Regions from separate parts of the Homo sapiens genome. Here all the other regions are linked to region 1. Evidence: chromatin loops called from intact Hi-C (ENCODE). Cell type or tissue: Caco-2. All regions are shown on one strand. Region 1 holds the start of LOC124901588 (a long non-coding RNA gene). Region 2 has its middle 50 kb from the start of COXFA4. Region 3 overlaps MGC4859 (a long non-coding RNA gene).

Region 1 (8,000 bases):
GACTGTTAGACAGAAGTTTGAGCCAGTGGTTAAACAACTGCCAGATCCAAATGACCAAGATCTCAGAAAAGAGGTTTAGATTGTAAGCCATCCCATATCACTTCAGCTGAAACTGTTTTTCTCCCCCCAAATTCCTATACATCATGTGCCTAGACAGCTTATCTGCCAATGATCAAATTCAATATCATATTGTTAATTATCTTTTCAAGTTCACAGATTGTGTCCCACCTAGATCATAAAATTGTTAACTATGATCTTTTTGTGCTTTGTAGATGCAGGCATTCAAGAAAAAAATTTATTAGATTAATGATTGGATAATCCAAAGGAAATAGATTATTCTAGCCTAATTACATCATTAATTGAGACTGTTAAACTCTTGCCATTCTGTGTTTCTTTTTAATATATTTCACATTCATCATATCTGAGTGTTTCTACTAATAAATACTTGAGCATCTCTGTTCCCTGGAATGGACTGTCTGGCCTAGTTCCCCCATTAAAATAATTAAATGTCTCAAGAGCTTTATTCTTAAAACATATGTGTTTATTATAAAACATCATTTAGCACCTCTGTAAGGAAACAGAAATTTAACCACCTCAACCATTTATATTAATCAAAGGATATCATCAATATCTTATATACTTGCAGCCAAAGGAACAGTGTCAGAAGATCAAAGTTTTATCCATTTGAAAGATTATGGCAGACACTGTGGCTACCTAACCAGCCATCATCTTCCCCACACCCTCCTTTATTTCTTTCCAGCAGAACTCTGAATTTAATTGTGTTGCAATTAGACGACAGACTCAGAATTTAGAAGTAAGACTTTGCTGTTCATAAGAAACACATTTCAGAAAAGAAGAGGGAAAGAGTTCACCGGACAAGGACTGAGAACACCCACACCCCAGTTCCTGAAGGTATCCCAATTATAGCCTGTCTTTTATACTGACATATTCCCAAGGCACCTTTCATAAGTTTCATGTGGTCAGAAGGGAAGCAGTATCCTTGTGACAATCAGGTAGGGAAGATGAAACCTCAGGATGTTCAGCAGGTTGGGGAAAAGAAACCTTTAAGATATAAATAAAGAAACTTCAAAACAGCTATTTGAAAGGATACGTATAAAACAAATTTGAAAGTCATAGTATTTATCCACTCAAGCGTGCAGAAATTATCAAGGGGTTGCATTTGTCTAGAAGAGTAAAAATATTGTAGATTTACAAAGAGATGGCAGTATTCCTCCCAGGAAATAAAAATTATGAATGTCTTTGTTAAAAGAGTTCTTTATTTTTTAGCAAACATCATGTGAAGTTCTGTGTATGATGGATGGGCTGATTTTGTTAACATGAGCTAGGATACCAGGAGATTAAGGGAGGCCCCTCCTCAGGTCCCTGTGGTGAAATAATAGGTCTAAATTAATCATTGTGGACACATTACATTTGCAGTGACCGGTTAGGAATGAACTTGTAAATAAGTCCTTGCTGTTAAATACGAATTTCTTGGTGAGCATAAGGGCATTTTTGTGTCCAGAAAAGAAAATCTATTTGTACATTTACTTTTATTTAAAAAATTAAAATTCATTTTATTAAAATCACATATATAAAAAAACAGTTCTCTTTAAACTTTCAGGTTATAGAGTTTATGATAATTCTACTAATAACCTAGCATGTTTTAATAATTGGTTTTAAAGGTCCTTTGATTAATGCTTGGCATCACTTACAAACTTAAACAACTTTAAATACTTCAAACTGTATTTATAAATTAAGTGTATTCAAAATTTAAAATATTTAAATTATTTTACTTATAAAACTTGAGTTCTAAAACAGCTTTATATTTAATAAATTAAACTTATTAGCAGGATTAATCATACATTCTCATGAATGTTTCAACATTGTCTATAAACCTATTAAGATTTTATCATAAAACACAAGCCAAAATTGATAACTATTTTATATTTTAAGGGGAATAACAAAGCTGACTTGTAACTCTACAGAAACGAATTCCATAAGAATTATTATATAAACCATCAAATATGCTGTTAACATGATGGTTAGATTATCTTAAACTTTTTATCACTGTCTTAGCCAGCTTCATGTTGCTATAACAGAATATCACAGACTGGGTGATTTATAAAGAAAATAAATTTATATCTTATAGTTCCTGAGGCTGGAAAGTCCTATATCAAGGTACCAGTATCTTGTGTGGACCTTAATGCTATATCATCCCACAGGAGAAGACAGAAGGGCAAGAACATGTGAAGGCAAGAGATCAAACTCACAGCCTCAAGCCCTCTCATAATTGGCATTAATCCATTCATGAGGGTGGCACTATCATGATCTAAACACCTCCCATTAGGCCCCACATCCCAACACTGTTACATTGAAGATTAAGTTTCCAGCACATGCTTTTTGGGGGATACATTCAAACACTAGAAATCACTGAATTCTCAGTCTTCTCAAGGTTGAAAGGCACTTAACTATTAAGGTAATATTTATGTCATAACAGGCAATTTTAAGGAATAATTTCCCTCTCAGTTGCAATTGTTTAAATAACATAGATTTTAGCCTGGGTGTTGTGGCTAATGTCTGTAATCCCAACACTTTGGGAGGCTGACATGGGCAGCTCACTTGAAGCCAGGAGTTCGAGACCATCCTGGACAATATGGCAAAACCCCATCTCTACGAAAAATACAAAAATTAGCCAGGCATAGTGGCACACACCTGTAATCACAGCTACTCGGGAGGCTGAGGTATGAAAATCACTTGAACTTGGAAGGCAGGTTGCACCACTGCACTCCAGCCTGGGTGACAGAGTGAGACCCTCTCTCAATAAAAAAATTAAAATTAAATAAATAAAAATGTAAAACATAGAAGTTACCTGGATCACTAACTGGATTTTTTTTTCACAAGCCTTGCTAGAGTATTCTGAATTACCTTTATAATCTAAGAGAAGAATTTTAAAACTAAGGGAGTAGTAGGTCTCAGTGACTCAAAGTCTGCAGAATCTCTGTACACATTTATTACATAATTATATGTTGCATTTTTGCTCTTATACTGTGCAAATGTTTTCCCTAACACTAAAGATGACTAAATTTGATGCAATCTAATATTTTCTTCATAAGATCCCCAACTTTTCAGATACCATTTCTATGATATAAAATAGTATCTAATAGGATCCTGGAGATCTCTGGTGGCATTGCTTGATTATTCAAGGCACTTCCAAGATCATTTGACTCATGCTAACTAATGGCCCTTGAAGGCAAGCCTGCTGTGGGCCTCTGCAAAAATAAGAGGAGTGAACAGGAGGAAAGCCATTCTTCTTTAACTGGATGTTTTCCAGTCTAAATGTGGTTCCAAGAAGACCAAGAGACCTTTTGTGACCCTAAGGAGGCAAGCCTAAAATGTAGCAAACATGCCAAGGTTGACAGTGCTAAAATCTGCAGGCATGCTGCCCCTAAGCGTCTTATTACATGAGATATTACATGTCTTTTTGCTTAGCCACTTTCAGTTGTATTTTTGCTACTTGCAGCCCAAATCTCCCTAATTAATAAAATAATCCATCAAAGCTTCCACATAATCAATGAGACAAGAGGTTCAATCCACATAAACGGGATAAACTAGACATAAAGAAGCATAATGGATAACCCCATATATCAAAAAATGCCACTAGTTTCAACATAGACATAGCAGTGTATCCCATGCAAAAGATTTATATAGAGTAGATCCAACGCAAAGAGGTCCTCAAGGCATTTATTATCTAGTGGTTATATAAAGTTAATGAAAACAATAAAAACAGATAAAAGCTACAGAGCTTATATCAATAGTGCCTCAATCTAAATACATAAGCAAATGGTCAGTTGGGCTACTATGTGTTCTGGATGTCTATGGTTTCAAACCAGCCACTCCAAAGTAGCAAAATTTATTTACTTATGAAGTTGGAATAAGGGTAGTGCTCAGCAGGGATGGCTTGTCTCTGGTCTATCAGCAACAGCCAGGGCATCTGAAGGCAGGATGTTGTAATCATCTGTATTAGGCGGTTCTTGCATTGCTATAAAAAAAAAAAATACCTGGCTGGGCGTGGTGGGTCATGCCTGTAATCCCAACACTTTGGGAGGCAGAAGCAGGTGGATCACTTGAGGTCAGGAGTTTGAGACCAGCCTGACCAACATGGTGAAACCCGGTCTCTACTAAAAATACAAAAATTAGCCAGGAGGTGGTGCACTACAGGTGGTACACTCTTGTAGTCCCAGCTACTCAGAAGGCTGAGGCAGGAGAATCGTTTGAACCCAGGATGTGGAGGTTGCAGTGAATCAAGATTGCACCACTGTACTCCAGCCTGGGTGACAGAGTGAGACTCTGTCTCAAAAAAAATTTTTAAAAATACCTGAGGCTGAGCAATTTATAAAGAAAGGAGGTTTTAATTAGCTCATAGTTCTTCAGGCTATACAAGAAGCATGGTGCTGGCATCTGCTTCTGTTGAGGTCTCAGGAGGCTTACAATTATGGCAGAAGGTGAAGAGGAAGTAGGCATCTCACATGGCAAGACTGGGAGCAAGAGGGGAGGGGAGGTGCCACACACTCTTAAACAGTCAGATCATGAGGGAACTCACTGTTTTGTGAGGATAGCACCAAGACATGAGGGATCTGCCCCCATAACCCAAACACCTCCCACCAGGCCTCACCTCCAACAATGGAGATAACATTTCAACATGAGATTTGAAAGGGACAAACATCCAAACCATATCACCATCCAAAAACCCAGTGTTCAGGGAGAACTCAAATACCTGGGAACTGTCACAGCTGAGGCTCCTGAGACATCTATTCCTGTGAGCCCTCTCCACAGGGTCTCTCCAGCATGCTGAATTAAGGGTAGCTAGACTTCTTACAAGATGAATGTCCCAAGAGGAACAGAGGCAGGCAGGAGCTGTCTTATTTTATGACCTAACCTTGGAAATCATGTGTAGCCTCAATTTCACCTCATTCTGTTCATCAAGGCAGTCACAAAGGCCCTTCTCAGTTGAAGGAAATGGAAATTGACTCTATCTCTTGAAGGACGAGTAACAGAAAGAGCATGTGGGACCAGAAATATTAATGCACCATTGCTGATACAGTCTACCCAACTATGACATCATAGTTGTTTCTCAGTTACAGCCAAAGTGATGTCTTCAAGGAGACAGATTTTTAATCAAATCTTAAAGAATTTGAGAGACCTCGACTGTCATACGAAGTCTGTTTTTCAAGATAACACTTTTTTAAAGCAGTCATATATGTGTACAGTGTATATCCAGAAGCAAAGAAACAGATAGTTCTACTGAGAACTTCTCAGTGGCTTCACTATCTTAATTTATAAATACCCCAAAGCCAATCCTTGTTCCCTTTATGTACATCATCCAAATAATCTTAAGAGTAAACATTGTGGAAGCTTTTTGTGACACAGAATTTGACTAAATAAACACAAATACCTTCAACCTTTAAACCTTTCCTCAAGCTTAGATGAAGCTAAGTTATAAATAAACTCCAGTGGATTTAATACAGAGAAAGAAGTCAGCCTTAAAGTTCTGGCTTTGAAATAAAATGCAGCTCTTTTATGTCAGGGACTTCTGTCCCTTGTGTTCAGCACACTATTGTAGTCTCCACCCTGCTTACAGCACTGCTTTGCAAATAATGAAATGAATGCATAAATAAATAAAACTGGCATCTATACAATGCTTTACAATTTATAAGGCACTTTCATATATTTTGCTTCACAATAACTTGTGACATAAATATTATCATTATTGGATCCATTTAATAAAACAGGAAAGGTGAGAAATCAGTAACATAAGTAAATTTCCTGAAGTCACAGATATAGTGAAGTGTAAGAAATAAAAGTTGAAACACAAATTCCTATTTTATCAAACAACCCATGCCCTTTTCACTGATTATTAATAACTTTTATATATTTTTATGACTTTCACTAGGGTATTAATTTCTGGCATGGATTTTTGCTTTGCTGACCCTCCCAAAATATCCCTGAAGTATGTAAAACTATCATCCTTGGATGCCACACCTTCACTGTCATGATTATTGTTAAATTTTTAATTACTACATATATAATCTTTTAGCTATTCATCTTTCATCTTATTTACTTGTTAATGTTTCTAACATTTCTTCAATGAATATTTTCAACACTAACAGCTAGGATATAACTAAAACTTTTTTTCAACCAAACATGGCTAAAAGCAGATTATGTAGGCTTCCCACTGTTAAGTCTGGAAAAAAATTGTAAAAGAAAGGGTCAGTAATCTAGCATCACGTTAATTTATCAAAGTAATGATAAATACTTAATACATGGAAATATCTAATAACAGAAACCAATTCTGTTACAAGAAAGGGCATATTCATATGCAATGAATGGCCATAATTAGGGTAAATTTGCATATTTACCTTTGGGAAGTTTTCTCAAGGAATTTAATTGGCATTTTGACCCAGAATATCTTAAAAAAGAGATATATAAAGAAAAATTGAAGGTTTTTCCAAATCCATGTATGCCAGAGTTTAGAAACTCCCTGGCACTCAGTTTTTCCATACATTAAGGAAAGAGTTAAATGTGATAGTGTGCTCTTAACAAGAGCCAATCATCATTTGAAGTGAATGATATTCTCCTCCTCGTTATTCTCCAAGAACAGAATGCCTCCCAGATCCCAGGCTCAGAGAAAACTATTTCATTGCTTAGACTTCAGAGAAGGAAGGGGACGGAGAGAATAGAAAAACATACATTACCTTGAGAGTTAACTGTGAAACAAAGCTTCCAGATATTTTCTGTTTAGGAAACATGGAGACTAGAATGTATCTTCAAGATAATACGCTCTCTCTTTCTAGGAGGTCTGTCTGATGGTTACACGAACATAAAGCAGACCTGGTGGATTGTATTGGAATCAAGGCTCCAAAAACCACAGTCAGTTTAACACTGCCTAGAAGTCTTGGCAAGACTCCTCCCTTTGTCTGTCTTTGGGGTAAGTGTTCAGAAGCAGGACTTAGGGCCTAAAGGAAAGGCCTGAATCCACTTACTGGAACTCTCTGTGTCTTTGGAGCATGAGAGAAAGAAGTCTTCACCCTGCAAGAAGGGCAAAAGCAAGGTAGAACAGCAGCATTTCATTGGGGACAAACAGGAGCATTTCACTGGGGACAAGCATTCTCAACTTGAGAATGAGGAGCGGGTCAAGGAACTAGAACAAGGTGTCATCATCTATGTGCTAGGACAGGTAAGTGGGAAGGTAAGTGATGAAGTCACAAACAAAGCAAGATCCCAGTTCCTGATAACTGACACAAACACAAACTCTAGATAATTTTGGGCCACCCAAATACTGCCCTAGATTCCTTCACTTTCCCCTCCCTGGAACAGCCACGTTCCCAAAGACTGAAGCAGCACACAGCCTGGTGGCGGAGGGAGCTGTTAAGTGATCTTAACATGTAAGTACCACAGGAATATTAAGGAACATGCAAAAGGAATCACTCTCATTACCCTAAATTGTCTCACACATGAAAGATCAGAAACCTCTATCAGAGCAGAGCTGCTGGTTGAATTCACTCTTGCCAAATGAAAAAACTACTGGAAGCTGAAGCCACTGCTAAAAGGACTGTTTTCCACCAGGGTCACTACTGAAGGAACAGCTGCTAGTTGGTACTGGGAGTAGCTGCTGAGGGTGACACAATAAAAACCTTTGCTGCCGGGCACTGCTTGAAGCAGCAGGTAGTTTCACGCTGGGCACCACCTTCAGTTCAGAAATCTCCAGCTCATACGATTTTACTTTAAGTTTACGTTTGGGAGAAAAAGGAGTTATTCCCCCATCTAAGGGGAAGGTAGAAATTGTTATTCATTTTCTTTCTTACTACAGAAAAAAAAAAATTACTCATGCCAATAAAAAGACCTGAAAATCACCTAGCCCTCACATTTCTAGCCAGAAGAAAGAGGGACATGGAAAGACAGTCTCATACATGCAATTGTGTGAAGAACAAGTTCAAAATGAA
Region 2 (8,000 bases), 250 kb after region 1:
TGCATACAAAATTATGAATAAGAAAACATTTCTTTCTCTATCATTCTATCATCCCTCCACCAGCCTCATCTTTCTTTAATTTCAACTTCAAGCTCCTGGTACATTCATAATAACTGTCATTGGCATACCTTGTCCCTTGGGTATTCTGAGTTCCATCATCCTTCATCTAACCACTCCTCCAAATTTTCTTTCTTACTTCTAATCCCTACTCTCTGCTAGTTAACTCAGTTAGAATAACTCATATGAACTTGGTTATGCTGATAATAAATCATTGTGTTAACCCTCCAAGATGACATGTTCATACATTTTGATCTGAAAAAAAAAAAAAAAAAAAAAAAAACCAGAACCTTATTTGAGCCAGGTTCTATGGCACACACCTGAAGACCCTGAACCAGGAGGATGACTTGAGCCCAGGAGTTGGAGGCCGTAGTGTGCAATGATCATGCTTGTGAATAGCCACTGCCACTGCCCTCAAGCCTGAACAACTGAGCAAGACCCCATCTCTTAAAATTAAAAAATATATATATATATATATATATTGCTACAGACCTTCCAGGAATCACGGCAGGATAGCAGAGGTGGCAAGAGATAGTTTTGGCTGTGTATACGCAGGAAGAGAAGAAGAATCAGAGTTGTCTCTGTGAGTAGGAGAAGTAGGTAACGTATACTTGGGTATTTCAGGAGTACTCAAAATGGGTTTCCTCCCTCAACTCTAAAAATGTTATACATGTGTAACATGTTTATGGGCTTGGGCAGGGAGAACTGTGACTGTAATCAGCAAACACACACACACACACACACACACACACACAATGTTGCTATTTGACTCCTACAGAATTGGAAATTAATGATTTTCTATTTTGCAAGTAAATTAGCATCTAGTAAAGTTTAAGTGATGAAATAACAGTCACACAGGCACACTGCTAAAACAAAATAACCTCTTGTTTCTTATTCTTGAAGGATTCCAGAAAGAAAACAACAGTAAGACAGATTATCATACCTATTTTCCAGGAAATATACAGAATTTAGTTCTGTGAATCTGGTACCTGAAATGTCTCCTAAACTTAGATTATTTTCAGTTTAAGTGTCATCTAAGAAAAAACAAACTAAAAAACCAACCAACCCAAATTTCTAGATTCTCCTCTTGAGAGAAGTATGAACTTAACTTCAGTCATTACCATCAGCTGTAATGATTAATCCTAAAGAAGAAAGAATACTCAGAATTGCAGATAGAACATTGGACTTGAATCAGTGTGACATTAAACAAGTGATTAAGCTATTCATTGGCAAATTGAGGGAAAAGAAATAGTTTCCCAGAGTCCACAGGAGTCCAGGCCCTATTTTCAATTTTTCCAAACTATAATATAATTAACACATTTTTTCACAGTGAATCTGCACTAAATGCTAGGATTTTTTAAATTTGGTTGGAATTCATCATCTCAGGATGGTGTTATTGCTAAACCCACGCTAAAAAGATAAGCAGTTATATGTGTTTCAGACTAATTTAAGATGAAAAACCTAATTATAATTTAAGAAATGCTTTTGGTGAAAAAAATAGCCAAAATATTTCAAAATGTTGAATCACTAGAGACAAAAACAATTAAAAGGGCACTTGGCAGTAAAAAGATCAAGGACCACTTGCACTAGATGATGTCTATGATATTGTCTAGCTTTAAAAATCAGTTTGACTGTGCATCACTTTAAATCACATTTTTTAATTTTTTGCATAAAATTAAATGAAAAATCAGATCAGATTTTACTTCCAAGCAGTTTTAAAGTTGTTTGATATTTTTAAATGTCTGTATTTTACATTTCTCCATGTCTATTCATAAGAAAGTAGTTTATCAAAAAAAAGTTTGTAGTCTAATAACCATAAACAGCCTCTTCCAATTTATCTACTTATTAAATTTTTACATAAAGGTATAAAATTCAAATAGCAATAACTTTCACTTTGAAATAGGTTTTTTTTTTTTTTTTTTTTGAGACAGAGTCTCGCTCTGTCGCCCAGGCTGGAGTGCAGTGGCATGATCTCGGCTCACTGCAAGCTCCGCCTCCCGGGTTCACGCCATTCTCCTGCCTCAGCCTCCCGAGTAGCTGGGACTACAGGCGCCCGCCATCACGCCCGGCTAATTGTTTTTTGTATTTTTAGTAAAGGTGGGGTTTCACCATGTTAGCCAGGATGGTCTCGATCTCCTGACCTCGTGATCCGCGCACCTCGGCCTCCCAAAGTGCTGGGATTACAGGCTTGAGCCACCACGCCCGGCCTTGAAATAGGTTTATAAATAAATTTAAAAGAAATTTGAAAACAAAAACAAAAAAAGTTATTTGTAATCATACAGTGATAGTTAGAGAAAAGGAAATAATGAACATTTTGCCAATGTGCTTATCATTATCTACTACTTTAAAATTCAAAAATACAAGCTTTGGTTACAGAAATCTAAACTATCCCTTAGATCCTTTAAATTCTTCCTACCTCCATGACCCAAGGATCAGCAACCAAAAAGTTTAAACTGCAATAATGAGTCTTTTTATATTATCTTACAAATCCTCTGAAGATTTTACAGATATATACTAGTCTATTTAAAACAGGATCAAAGAATCCTGGGAAATCGTGCTCCTTCTTTTTCCTCTTACGTTAATACACAATATGAAACGTCAAATACTCTCCCTTCTGCTCTTCACATGTGTAAAACTAAATGGTGGGATCGCAACGCTGTTAGCCTAGCTGCATTAGGACAATTTGTAGAGACAAAGGAAGTAATGACGGTAGGCTGTTATCTCACTCTGTCTGCACAGTGTTACTGGGTTATAGTTTTGATTAAATAGATCAAACCAATCAATCCAGCCCTGGAATTTCAGACATCTTAGACATTTAAGAATTCATCCAGTCTTCAACTACCTAATTTGTCCGTGAGAAACCAGAATCCCAAGTAAGTGGGAGTGACTTGCTGAAGGTCATATAAGTAATTGGTAGATAGACCTAGAATCCAGTTCTCAGGACTCCTAACTAGTGTCCTTTCTACCATCAGAAGTCAGAAACTGTTTTACCAAAATGTTGCCTCTTCCCATAGCTTACGAGCTACCCACTTCCTCACGCCCTACCCACTTCCCCACGCGCTACCCACTTCCTCACGCCCTACCCACTTCTTACCCTGACAAGTGGTCCTTTCAATGGAGCGTGTATTCAGAGGATGTCAGAGCCATGTTGTCATGACTCTCTGACAACCCCAGTTCTTGTACAGACATCGTGCTTCCCTAATATGTGTGCTTCAAACTTTACTACAGCTTAATTCTATCCTTTCCTTCAAATGGATAACCTGGTAACCCATGGCTTTTGGCTTATTAAGTTGGTGATGCTTCCAAGTCTTCCTTTGTCTGTTTCAATCCTCCAAAAGGTTTAAGGTAAGTGCCTGTTAAGCACCTAGCCCTTTTTAGCAATCTTGTTACTCCTCTATTTTGTTGGCCTCTCAAGTTACTGAATAGAACCTTTATTGCAGATTCCTTGAACCCAAACTTCTGTCTCTGCCCTGAACAGATGGTTCCCCAGACGTGGCAGAGCCTCTTTAGCCTATCGAAGCTAGTGCTTTTCCTGCCAGTTCCTGGCTTCTGCTGCCCTCTAGCATCCATTAGTAGCATGGCAGGACTTGAAACAATAAAGTCATATTTTTACTGAAATGAATTACTTGATGGGTTATTTTTGCTTCATGCAAATACAGATTTAAAAAAAGAAAACCTGTGACATATAATACTGCTACTGTTCTGTGATTCTCCTGCCCCCAGGCCTAAGTCAGAGCCTGGTTTTAAGGGCAGGGCTATAATGCGACTGATAATAATATCTAGGTATTCAATAGATTAGTTTATGCCTCAGTTTACTTGCCCAACTCTGACGCTCATCAAGAGTTCCTTTCAAGAGTCAAAATTTTTTTTTTTTTTTTTTTTTTTAAGACGGAGTCTTGCTCTGTCTCCCGGGCTGGAGTGCAGTGGCGCCATCTCGGCTCGCTGCAAGCTCCACCTCCCGGGTTCACGCCATTCTCCTGCTGCAGCCTCCCTAGTAGCTGGGACTACTGGTGCCCGCCACCAGGCCTGGCTAATTTTTTGTATTTTTAGTAGAGACGGGGTTTCACCATGTTAGCCAGGATGGCCTCAATCTCCTGACCTCGTGATCCACCCGCCTTGGCCTCCCAAAGTGCTGGGATTACAGGCGTGAGCCACCGGGCCCGGCCTCAAGAGTCAATTCTTTAAGCCTTTCGCCTGCTCATTTGAAATCTTGGCATAGGAACCCTGCAAATAAAGAAGCAATAAAAACAACTTAAATATCTAGCAATCAAGGATTACTTAAATAAATTGTGGTACACCTTACAATAGTTTATTTTGTGACTATTAACTATTAGGTTTAAAAAAAAATCCAAAATTATGTGGAAATGCTTACAATGTAATATTAAATGCAATAGCTAAACATTAAAAAAAAAAAAAAAGAATTACTGTAGGCCAGGTGTGGTGGCTCACGCCTGTAATCCCAACACCTTGGGAGACCGAGGCAGGTGAATCACCTGAGGTCAGGAGTTCGAGACCAGCCTGGCCAATGTGGTGAAGCCTCATCTCTACAAAAAATACAAAAAATTAGTGGGGCATGGTGGCGGGCACCTGTAATCCTAGCTACTCGGGAGGCTGAGGCAGGAGAATCACTTGAACCCGGGAGGTTGCAGTGAGCCGAGGTCGTGCCATTGCACTCCAGCCTGGGTGACAAGAGGGAAACTCCGTCTCAAAAAAAAAAAAAAAAAGAATTACTGTAACATCCCAATAATAGAGAAAGAAATGGTCTGAAATGTTACTAGTTGTTGTTTGTATTATCCAATAAGCATGTGTTACATTTTACAGTCATAAAATCTGCACCTGTAAATGCTAAACTGTGGGTCACTCATGCCTGAGTATAAGACTGAGAGAGTAAGATCTCCAAAAAGAACTACTGTGGCCCATACAGGTGGTCATAGTGATGACAGCGGCATCACGATAGCCAAAGACATATTCGTTTGAGTAAGGTAAAATGTTACAATGGCAAGACAAACTAGAGTGTTAGTCACATTCTCTTGCCTCTCTGCCTAGGGTTTGGAAGATGATCCCTTTTAGCAAATTAAGCCCCCTACGTTTTTCAACAGTTTACAAGAGTGTGGCTTCAAAGTGCATTACCAGCTGTTTTTCTACTTTGAGAAGGCAGAATCATGAGCAATTTACATAACTATATGTTTTTTAAACTAAATGTGACTTTTTATATAACCAGGCTGGTGAAATAGGATTTTTCACCATTTACATAAACAACACTGATACTATCATAGAAGTGGAATTGCGGTATCAACTTTCATAAATATGGTGAAGATTTCCTATCTACAGTCAATTTCCTTCTAGAAAGTTTATACCAATTGACACTACAGGTGTGGAGTACATAAGATAGGCTGCAGATTATGTACATCTTGTAGCATACTTGCTGCAAATCTGGTTTCTCTCTTTCAAAAACACAGAAAGGCTGTTATAAGAATAATCATGACATGTGTTCTTAGATTATTTCTTTAAGTAAATTCTACTCAAATTTTGATTCTTCCCCACTGAGAGTAGCAAACTTCTTGCCACTCAACACATATGCACAATAATACATTGTGTCATGGCAAATACAAGAAATTTGCTACCCACAATGAGGACCAGATGCCACCAGAGCACGTGCTGCTGCCCTGGAGTGAGTACTTACAGAGTACAATCAGAATCCTTACATTTTCCTTGTTTTCATTTTTAGAAAGTACTTTTGGTAAAAAGAAAACATTTAAAATTGTATTTTGTTGGCATTTCTGAGTTCCTTTCATTGTACTTCCCTCACATTCTATCTGTTAACTAAATACTAGGTTTCCCAATATTTTTCAGTGGTAATTTCTATGGCCATCATTAAAAAGTAAGATGTGAATTTCCCCAAAAACACAAAAACTAGATTTCATCTTTACTTCTTATTATTCATTCACAATTTAACAACCATTTGTTGAATATCTGTTATATGCTAGGCATTATTGTAGGAATTGGGACTATAACAGTAAATGAAAATGACCAAAAAAAAAATCCCTGATCTCGTTAAGCTTATATTTCATGATTTTTTTCTCTTAAGTATTTGCTATCCATAATAAATTCAGATTTAGACATTTCTGAACCAAAGCTATTTTGTAATGAAATTTCAGGATAAAATTTTACCCACAGCTCTTCACGGTATAATTGTCCTTCTTGCTCCTCCGCTGTTACTTCCAGACCATTCTCCTATTCCTTTTAAGAAAGAAACCTAACCTTATTCTCTTCATCAAGCCATATCACCCTCTACCCTCCTTGTTGTAGTCATCTGTTCACCTCCAGATCACTTCCTTTAATGCCTTGGATATTTGGGCTTTGCGCCCACTTCTAGTACTGTCTCCAACACTACTTGGGTCATAATTCATGATTATTTTAATGTCCTGATCTGATCAATGGTCCTAATACTCTGCATTCTTAATTACTTGATCTCCTCTTTTCCAATCAATGGTCTTATCCTCTATCCTATCTCAGGCAATGACTCCCCATAGTCACACCTAAGTATTGTTATTACTGATAATTGCAGCTACCCATAATTTTTATTTCAGACATTCCATTCACTAACCATGATCTTTTTATCTCTCCAGCTCACTCTTTCCAGTTTTCTGACTGTAACAATTCTTTGATCTCATAGAGACCTATAGTCCATTGATCTTATCACCTTTCAGTGTTCCTAACTCAACTGAAATCTTCATTTTCTTATCTTCCCAGATTAATTGCATCATTGCATCTTTATATTCATCCTTTAAGTATACTATCAACTCCCTTGCTCTTTTCTCACTGTCTCTATACTAGCCTCCACATTCTGCACCTGCATTCACTCAATGGAATGTGAATGGGGAGAAAAAAATGCACACACACCCCAAATCATTCCAGTTGGTCTCTTGCTTTGAATTCATAACCACTAAGTAAAGGTGCTTTGCTGCCAAGCAATTATACTTTGTCTCTTCTAGTTTATTCTTTCTCCCTCTCTCATAGACCACTATTTCATGCTTTCTTCTTTCATAGGCATCTATCATCACCTTTTCCACCATCCTCAATCTCAGCTAATGATATTTTTTTCCTATTTCCTTAAAAAAAACTGAAAGCAAATCAGAAGAGAATATCCACAAACTCTTAACCACCATGTATAACCACCTGCCTTCTTCCGTGTCCAATACTCTGCCTTCTGTTTTACTGCTATGAAGGCATTTGCCATGCTTCTAGTTAGGTCAAGTCCTGAACATATTCCCTGTCACCTACTGATATGGTTTGGCTCTGTGTCCCCACCCAAATCTCATCTCGAATTGTAATCCCCATGTATTGGGGAGGGGCCTTGTGGGAGGTGATTGAATCATGGGGCAGAGTTCCCCTTTGCTGTTCTCGTGATAGTTAGTGAGTTCTCACAAGATCTGGTTGTTTGAAAGTGTGTGGCACTTCCCCCTTCTCTCTCTCTCTCTCTTTCTCTTTCCTCTCTCTCTCCTCTCTCTCTCTCTCTTCTGCAGCCATGTAAGATGTACCTTGCTTCCCCTTCATCTTCTGCCATGATTGTAAGTTTCATGAGGCTTCCCCAGCCATGCAGAACTGTGAGTCAATTAAACCTCTTTTCTTTATAAATTACCCAGTCTCAGGTAGTTCTTTATAGCAGTGTGAAAGCAAACTAATACATCTACTTAAGGACATAGCTCTAGCTATTTTCTCCTCTCTCATGCATTATCAATTTTCCCTTTCTACTGAGACTTTTCCATCAGCATAAAAATGAACTATAATATTTCTCATCTTGGCAAAATAAACTCTCTTGTTTCAACTTCCTTTACCAGTTACTTCCCCACTTCTCTGCTCTCTTTATATCAGAACTCCCTAAAAGGTTGCCGGTGACTTGCTTAATCCAGTTCTAGTGTTTCCGTTCTCTCTTGCACCTA
Region 3 (8,000 bases), 72 kb after region 1:
AGTCTGTTGAATCTAGCAATAAAAAGTTAGGGTTTGTATTTTCTATCCATTTTTCTGTTTCTTTAGGCTAATAATTCATTTTATTTCATTAAAACAAACTATTGGTCTGTGATGAATTGAAAACTTAAAAAAAATCTCTGCTGAAAACTTGTGTCCACACAAAAACCTGCACACATTGTTTATAGCAGTTTTATTCTTAACTACCAAAACTTAGAAACAACCAAATGCCCTTCAGTAAGTGAATGAATAAACTGTGGTACATCCAGACAATGGAATATTATTCAGTGCTAAAAAGAAATAAACTAACAAGCCATGAAAAGACATGGAGGAAACTTAAATGCATATAATTATGTGAAAGAAGTCAATCTGAAAGGCTACATACTGTATGATTCCAACTATATGACATTCTGGGAAAGGCAAAACAATGAAGACAGTAAAAAGGTCAGTGGTTGCCAGAGGTTAACAGGGAGGAAGGAATGAATAGATGGTATATAAAGGATTTTTTAGGGCACTGCAACTATTCTGTATGGTATTATAACAGTGAATACATGTGATTATACACTTGACAAAATCCATAAAATGTCCAATATCAAGAGTGAACACCAAGAGTAAACTATGGACTTTGGGTGATAATGATGTATCAAGATGGGTTCATCGACTGTAGTAAATGCACCTCTCTGCTGTGGAATGTTGAAGGCTGGGGAAGTCTGAAGGTTGGGGAGTATATGTGGATAAGGGAATATGGGAAATCTCTGTACCTTCCACTGAATCTTTCTGTGAACCGAAAATTGAAGTCTATGAAAAGAAAAGCTGGTTCTTTCCCACAATTTGTTTAAGTGATACTGCTTTATTTTCATTACTCTTCTACCTCAAACTCTACCAGGTCCTCTGACCATATGAAATGTCATGGTAACTCCTTGTGAGACCCAAGAAATACGAGGTGGTAGGGACAATTATTCACTGCAGGCTGTAACGCTTCTTGTAAAAATTGAGAGGTAAAAATTCAAATATATAGAAATATATTACATAAGATATTAAAGGCCGTAACTCCATTCCCCAGGCACAACAAAAATCGTTAATATAACTAATATCACTCCACTGTTTTTGTGAGACTATATTATGTATACTCATTTGCAACTTTCCAACTCGCACATTTTCCTATGCAAATACAGAAGGATAACTGTAAAGACATAACATTTATTGAGTGTCTACTAGATACCAGAAAATGTTCTAAAAACTTTATAAGGTATTATTCATTTGCTTTATGAAACTCTATAAAGTAGATACTATTGTTATGCCCATTACACAGACGAAAAAGCTGAGGTGCAGATATAAAGTATTTTGTTCAATTTCTCACAGATAATTAAGTGGCAGATCTCAGAAATCAAAATATATATGATTCTACTTCATTCTTATTAATGACTAGTTAGCATTCCTATTTTGTAAAGTTAACAATTCCTATTTTAATAGGCATTTGGATTATTTTGTTACTTTACTACCAGAAGTAATGTTGCAACATCTTCTACATGTCACTTTATTCACTAATATTAGTATTTCCATACAATAAATTCCTAAATATGGAACACTAGTTCAAAGGGTTTAATACATTTCAGTTATAACAGATATTGGCAAATTGTCCTCCACAATAAGAGGAGTATCAATTGACACACTATTATCAATTGTGTATTAGGATTATCAGTTATTTATCCTTTATGAATACCATATATTATCATTTAAAAATTTTTTTCAACCAGAGAATCAAAACTGCTCTATTATTGTTATAGAAATCTTAAAGTTGCCTTATAAAGATTTGATTTTTTTGGAGATGGTTGTGTATGGCATCTGGGTTGATGAGTCAAATTCTTCTTTCTCACTTCCCCTTCTGCTCCACCTGCAGAAAGAAGGAACGGACGCACACCTCCCCAAGGAGCCCTGGCACTAACTACAACACACACAGGGTTTGGCCAGACCTGGACCAGCTTTTGGAAAACACTAACTCAACTGTCATCCAACTTGCTGCAGTTAACCACCCGTCAGTCACCCATCAGGGGGCATGAAGCTCTGGTTTGATCACTTTGCTAAGGGCTGCACAAGGAAGAAAAAAAGTCATAAAACACTATATTGTCAAGCAGTACTCACTGCTTCTCCTCTTCACTGTCCTCTACCTTGAGTCCCTCAAAATATTTCACCTGCATGACATTTCTTCACTTGAGATGCTGTTTGCCCTTTAAATGGCATCTTAGCATTTGAGGTCCTCTAGCTGTCTTCTTTCTTTTCCTTAGGCTGACAATTCTGCTGAAAGTTTGTGAAAAGACTTGACATTCACAAAATCTAAGGTCTTCTGGTGATACCAAATGTAACAGGAATGGAAGCATCATCAGCACTGTGCAACATTATGTTTCTTTAGCATGGTTTGGCTCAGGTTACAAAACCTGGGCAGCTGTACCACAGACAGAGGCTATGGCCATTTCCCCTCTATTTTATGATCATCCCTGTTTCATTACTTTGTGCTTTCACTACATCCTGGCCTAGCAGTCTGTAGCAGCAGGCTAGAGAGATAAGGCCTTCTGGTAATAAATAAAGTAGAAGGTTAAAACCACAAAAAAGGGAATGTGGGAAATTGTGATGACAAGGCCATATGTTTAGCCTTGGATATGTGCTCTAAGAGTAGCTGGGAGCCTTTTTACCCTCTTTTAAGAGGACTTCGCATTTACACTCTATCATCCAAACATTCATAAATGCATATGCTCACAGCCAGAGAATGAGACTATTTGACAGCACCCTTTTCTTATTAAGTGCAAATGACAGACACATGCAAGTGGCCTCCACTCAAGACACAATGCTATACAATTCTGATTGTACTGAGGAAATAAATTAGAAAAATGTAAATTTACTGATAATTAGCCACAAATAGGATTACCCTCTCTACTCACCTTAGAACTCAAACGTATAGATAACAAAGTTCCTCAAAGGGGTGAGACAAAAAGAGGTGGGAGGTAAATTGAAACATATTTATCTAATTGAACAATTTGACCAATTGATAAATATGGAGTAGGGAGAAATCCTTGCTAGCATCCACTATATGATCTTTGACACACATTGGCTTTCATCACAAGTGCAGAAAAAAAAAATCCCCATAATAAATGATACCTAATTTTACTTTTCATTCAAGCCCTTAATTTTAAATACGGATCTAAATTCCATTGTTAAGGAAGCGTATTACAATAATTATTTAGGAAATGAGAGAATAATGAAAGAAAATTTTAAATCTCTTTCCTATGCACAAAGGAAAATATTTTTAATACAGATTAATATTTAGGATTTTTATCCTATGCAGCTCAATTTTTTCATATCTTTTTTTCCTGACCACCTCAACACACTGCTTTTGCATGATTAAGAGAAAAACAAATCGAGGTTGGACAAAAGCTACAAATGAAAGGAGTGGCTTGAATAACATAAGATGTATTTACTAAAGCACGAAAGCTCCCCCTTGTGATACGAAGTGACCAGCCAGGAGGGAGCAGGGACTTGTCTGGCTGTCAGGTGAGCATTTGAAGTATTACTCGCTGTATCTTATTATTGGTATTTAATTGACTCAGTTCTCCTTCAACCACAGGTAAGTAACTATAGAACCCAACGAGTCTAGATAAAAGTGATTAAAAAGAACTGCAAGCATTTTATAGAAACCACAATAAATTCCAAATGGATTAAAGATTTAAATGTAATAAATTATATAATGAAATTTTGATGGATAATTTTATATTTGACTGGGGAAGGACTTTCTAAACAGGATATCAAAATCACAAGCCATAAAAGATGCCACTAGATTTTTCACATAAAATTCCTAAACTTCACCTAAATTAAATTCCTTAAACTAAATTAAAACTAAGAAAAACAAAATTGCGATATATACAACAGGCCAATAGCGCATACACTTATGAAAGAATGAGCTCTTAAACTTTTTTAAGGAAGAAACAACACACCATTTTGGCTAATAAGCACACTAAGATACATCAAACTTTATTGGTAATAAAGAATAAAAGTTACAAATTAAAAGACCAATGAGATAGTATTTTTTTTCATGTACCTACCATCTTGGCTAAGATTTAAAAGAATAATGCCCAATGCTTAGTATGCAGAAATAGACACTTTAATACATAGGAGTATATTTACACATGCAAGTTTCCTGGGGGCCTGGGAGGAATCTAGTAATATATATAAAAATTGAAATAGGCATATTCCTTTAACCAGAAATGCAATCTCTACAAATTTATCAGACAAACATGTGAGCATAACTAAGCAACAAATATCCAAAAAGTATTGCTTATAGTAATGAAGTATTGCAAGCAATAGTAAATGTTTATTGTTTCAAATTTGGTAAATAAATTAATCCATTTTTACAAATTAATACTTTGCAGCTATTAAATACAATGATATCATCTATGCTTTACGATTCCATTAAATGTACAGAATATAATTATTAAGTGAAAAAGCAAATATTAAATATTATAAAGTTTTTTTAATGTTTTATGTATATTTAAAATTCTAATAAATTCATGCTTTCACATGAAGAATTATTATCCTGGGGAAAGAAGGGCGGGAGCTTGATGAGGGAGCTTATTTAACCAGTGATTTTTATTTTTTTGATAGACTTCTCTGTTTTCTATGTTTTATGTAATATACATAAATAACTTTTATAACAACAAAAATTAGTTTTTCTTAAAAATATAAACAAATCCTTATTTTGGACTTTTTTTTTCACCATGACTGCTTTTTGAAGACTTCAGATACTGAATTTGAAACAGCATAGAAATAAACAATGGGTTTTTTTAAATCTGTGTTTTGACTATTCCTAACTCTGAAGGAAGTACATTCTAGCAGTTGGTCCTGAATATAAATAACCATAGCTAAAATAAAACTTTTAGAGTAGACTTCTGAAATTATTTCCTCCAATTATTCCATCTTACAGACAGAAATTTTAAATTTGGGTAGATAATATGTCTTTGCAAAGTCACAAAGCAGTGGGCAGTAGACCAGAATGAAAATGCAGATACCCTCCCTCCTTAATCAACTTCCCTTTGTGTGACTGAAAACTTCCACTTTTGTGACTTTTATTGCATGAGTTTTCAAACAAATTTTTAAAGTAGTTCTCATAGCATGCTAGTGTTATCTTGAACAATGACATAAATAATGAAACTGACTGCATAGTCTGCATTCCCTTATTAGTAAGGATATACCCAAACTATCCATGACCCAAATGTGCCATTTATCAAAATAATCATGATGATGATTATATCCTACCATAGAGCTACTGCAATGTGCGAGCCACCATGTTAATGCTTTATATGCATTCTTTCATTTAATTTTTATAACTTAGATAGAAATTCTTATTATCTGCATTTTATTGATGAGAAAACAAAGTCTTAGAAGAGTGACTTAACCAACATCATAGAGCTAGTGTGACATTCTATTACAGCACCTCCTTGGTGTATCTGACTCCCAGATTTAAAAATAAAAGACTTCTCCATTGCTCCTTAAATTGCTTCATAAAGACGGCCAAAGATTCAAGACATATCACATGTCTTCATGATAGTGGATTAAAACGAAGCACCATTTTCATAATGTCCAACATATTATAACATATGATACGCCATGTTGCAATACATTTCCATGCCTCCTTTAAAAATGGTCTCATAAATAATGTGTTAATCTATAACTAACCTCTGCAGTAGACCTAGAACCACTGACCCATCTCATACTTACCAAAAGACAGCAAGTCTTTCCTAAACTGTCTGCGACAACTTAAGAAAAAGTGGTGAGAATATCAATAAATTATCATATAGCACATGTTCAATTATGTTCAGACACTGATTTAAAATAAGTAATAGAAGTAAATCTTTAGTAGATCTGCCTTTACTAAATTTTGCTGTAAATCTCCCTTCTTCCTCATTTATTTGCTCTTTTAGTTACATTCTTCTTACATGCTTCCTTATTAATTTCTCTTTCAATCATTCTGTTTATGTTTACCTGCTGAAGTCTTAAATTGAACTCTTGTTATTTTCCCATCAATCATATTGTAGGTTCCATGTACCATTCACTCACCCAATCCTTCACAAGAAGTATCCCTGGTAAGCAGCACAGATGAGTAGTGAAGGAAAACAGGAGAGAGGAACCATTGCAGCAATGCTAAATAAGCTGGAATTTAGAGATTGATCTCAGTAAATCAGCTAGAGATGAAAGTAGAATGCGAGTCATGCCTCCTTCTCCCTAAGTTTAGATGAAGGCATCACAGGGGCAGGGACATTAAGCAAGAAGAAAGCCAGGAAGAACCTGGAGGCATTTTTAGATGTGGTGGCCAAGCCTCTCCTTCAGTTTTCTGAGGGCTCTTTCCTTTTAGACACCTTTGCCCTGGAAAATACGGTGAAAAAACAAGGGTCAACTTGCATAGGGCTTATTTTATGACTAAGGGAAAAAGAAAGGGGAGAAGACTTTCAAGGCCAATCAATTTACCAGGATAAAAAATGAGAAAGAAACCGTAGCTACTAAGCAATAAGCATTATCCACTTACACACTTAATCAGGGTTAACTCCTGGGAGGAAGTTGGAATACATTCCAGTGTTGTATCAATGGCAGGAGCAAAATGAAACCAAGTAGGAGGAAAGTAGCCAGTGGGAGTGAGAGGTGTCTTGAATATATGTGGGATTCCTGGGACTAAGGAGAGGAAGAGAAAGATAGTAGTAAAATGTGATAAAGTGTAAATAAAGATCAGATGCTAGAGCCAGCTAACCCAGACTCAAATCCTCCCTCTTGCCCTAACCAGTTGTGTTTTTGTGAGTAATCTTGAGCATTGAGCTAACATTCTCTGAGCTTCAATGATTTTCCTTACATAAAGAAGCTAACAATACCTACCTGGAAAAATAATACATAATCTATGTAAAATGCCTAGCATACATAGGGCCTGACACCTAGAATATAATCATAGTGGGATTTTCCTGCTGCTCTAGATTGCTAATTTGCATTTAAGGTTGCAAAATTTGACAAACAACAATACAGGATGCCAAGTTTAATTTCAGTTATAGATAACTAGGTATAAATTCTCCAGTATAAGTGTGACCCATGCAATATTTAGGACATACTTATCTTAAAAATTTCCCCTTATCTTAAATTCAAATTTAACTGCACATTAATTTTATCTGGCAGCTCTACAAGCTGCATTCAAAGTTGGAGGAAAACAAGTCATGATATCATACCTTTTTAAAGGACCTACAAGCAATTGAGGGCCAGAAGTTCCCTCCAAGACTCACGAGGAACCAAGACAAACTGGCTGTGCTACCCCTAGCCATCACTCACACATCCAACGCACCTCTCTCCCGACTCTGGAGAGTTGGAGAAACTACTGTAGGGAAATATGTGGAAATAAGGAATTTCCAGACTAGGAAGAGGGTAGTTTTCACCTCTCCCTGCAAATCAAGTGGGAGCATCTCCTTCCCCGGGTTGGATGAGTTTGTTATGTACCTGAGTTGTTGACATGCCGTATGAAATAGCAGAGTTTTGGGTCATGATAGAGATGTTTGAGTTTCCTGTCGGTCACGTGAACACTTCAGAAGGCAGGGAGACCCCAAGTGAAGGAATTTGGAGGGGTCCCGAGAGTTCAAACCAGAGCAGGCTTGCTTGAATCACATTCAGTGGAGTGATGAGGCTCCAACTGACCGTCTGAAGAATTCACAAATGACTCTCACATGAGAGACGGGATTTAGATGCCCATTATGCAGACAGCTGTGACAGCCAGTTGATGTTAAACACAGAAGCCTCAACAGACAGGTCTACAGCAGTCAGGTAAATGAAAACATTTATAACTCTTCTAACTCCTACCACTAAACACACCAGAGGGATCCAGGAGGTAGGGGAGAGGAAAGGAAGGAGAAGAGCACAACTCTTCCCTCTCCAAGTCCTGGCTGAATCCTCACAAGTGCTGAGGTGATGATGACAAGGCCTAAGTT

Evidence for each region. Hi-C counts contacts between places; a loop is a spot of excess contacts. Peaks named below come from ENCODE experiments on the same cell type or tissue, not always from the same donor. Only the 100,000 strongest peaks of a DNase experiment are listed, where the experiment ranks them.
Region 2: it touches region 1 in a loop (16-fold over the local background); 9 of 110 quality-filtered maps call a loop at or near these places.
Region 3: a loop joins it to region 1, with 12 times the contacts of the local background. A loop is called at or near these places in 4 of 110 quality-filtered maps.

Annotation. Positions count from the first base shown.
Region 1 is chr7:10,633,068-10,641,067 of GRCh38, forward strand. The region is part of intron 1 of MGC4859 (a long non-coding RNA gene); the gene reads right to left. LOC124901588 (a long non-coding RNA gene) reads right to left here and starts at 5,185. Exons shown (of 2, transcript XR_007060209.1): 1 at 4,775-5,185; 2 at 3,895-4,039. It overlaps LOC107986766 (a long non-coding RNA gene), which reads left to right and starts at 7,277. Exons shown (of 4, transcript XR_001745090.2): 1 at 7,277-7,442. In Caco-2, no CTCF peak of the experiment used is centred here; no DNase peak of the experiment used is centred here.
Region 2 is chr7:10,885,881-10,893,880 of GRCh38, forward strand. No RefSeq gene overlaps it. Among named protein-coding and RNA genes, the nearest start is that of COXFA4, 50 kb to the right of the region's middle. In Caco-2, a CTCF peak has its summit at 3,621; a DNase peak (open chromatin) is centred at 3,595.
Region 3 is chr7:10,705,162-10,713,161 of GRCh38, forward strand. All of the region lies in intron 1 of MGC4859 (a long non-coding RNA gene), which reads right to left. LOC100131472 (a long non-coding RNA gene) reads left to right here. Exons shown (of 2, transcript NR_149037.1): 2 at 1,898-2,377. Among named protein-coding and RNA genes, the nearest start is that of MGC4859, 71 kb to the right of the region's middle. In Caco-2, a CTCF peak has its summit at 3,475; a DNase peak (open chromatin) is centred at 3,510.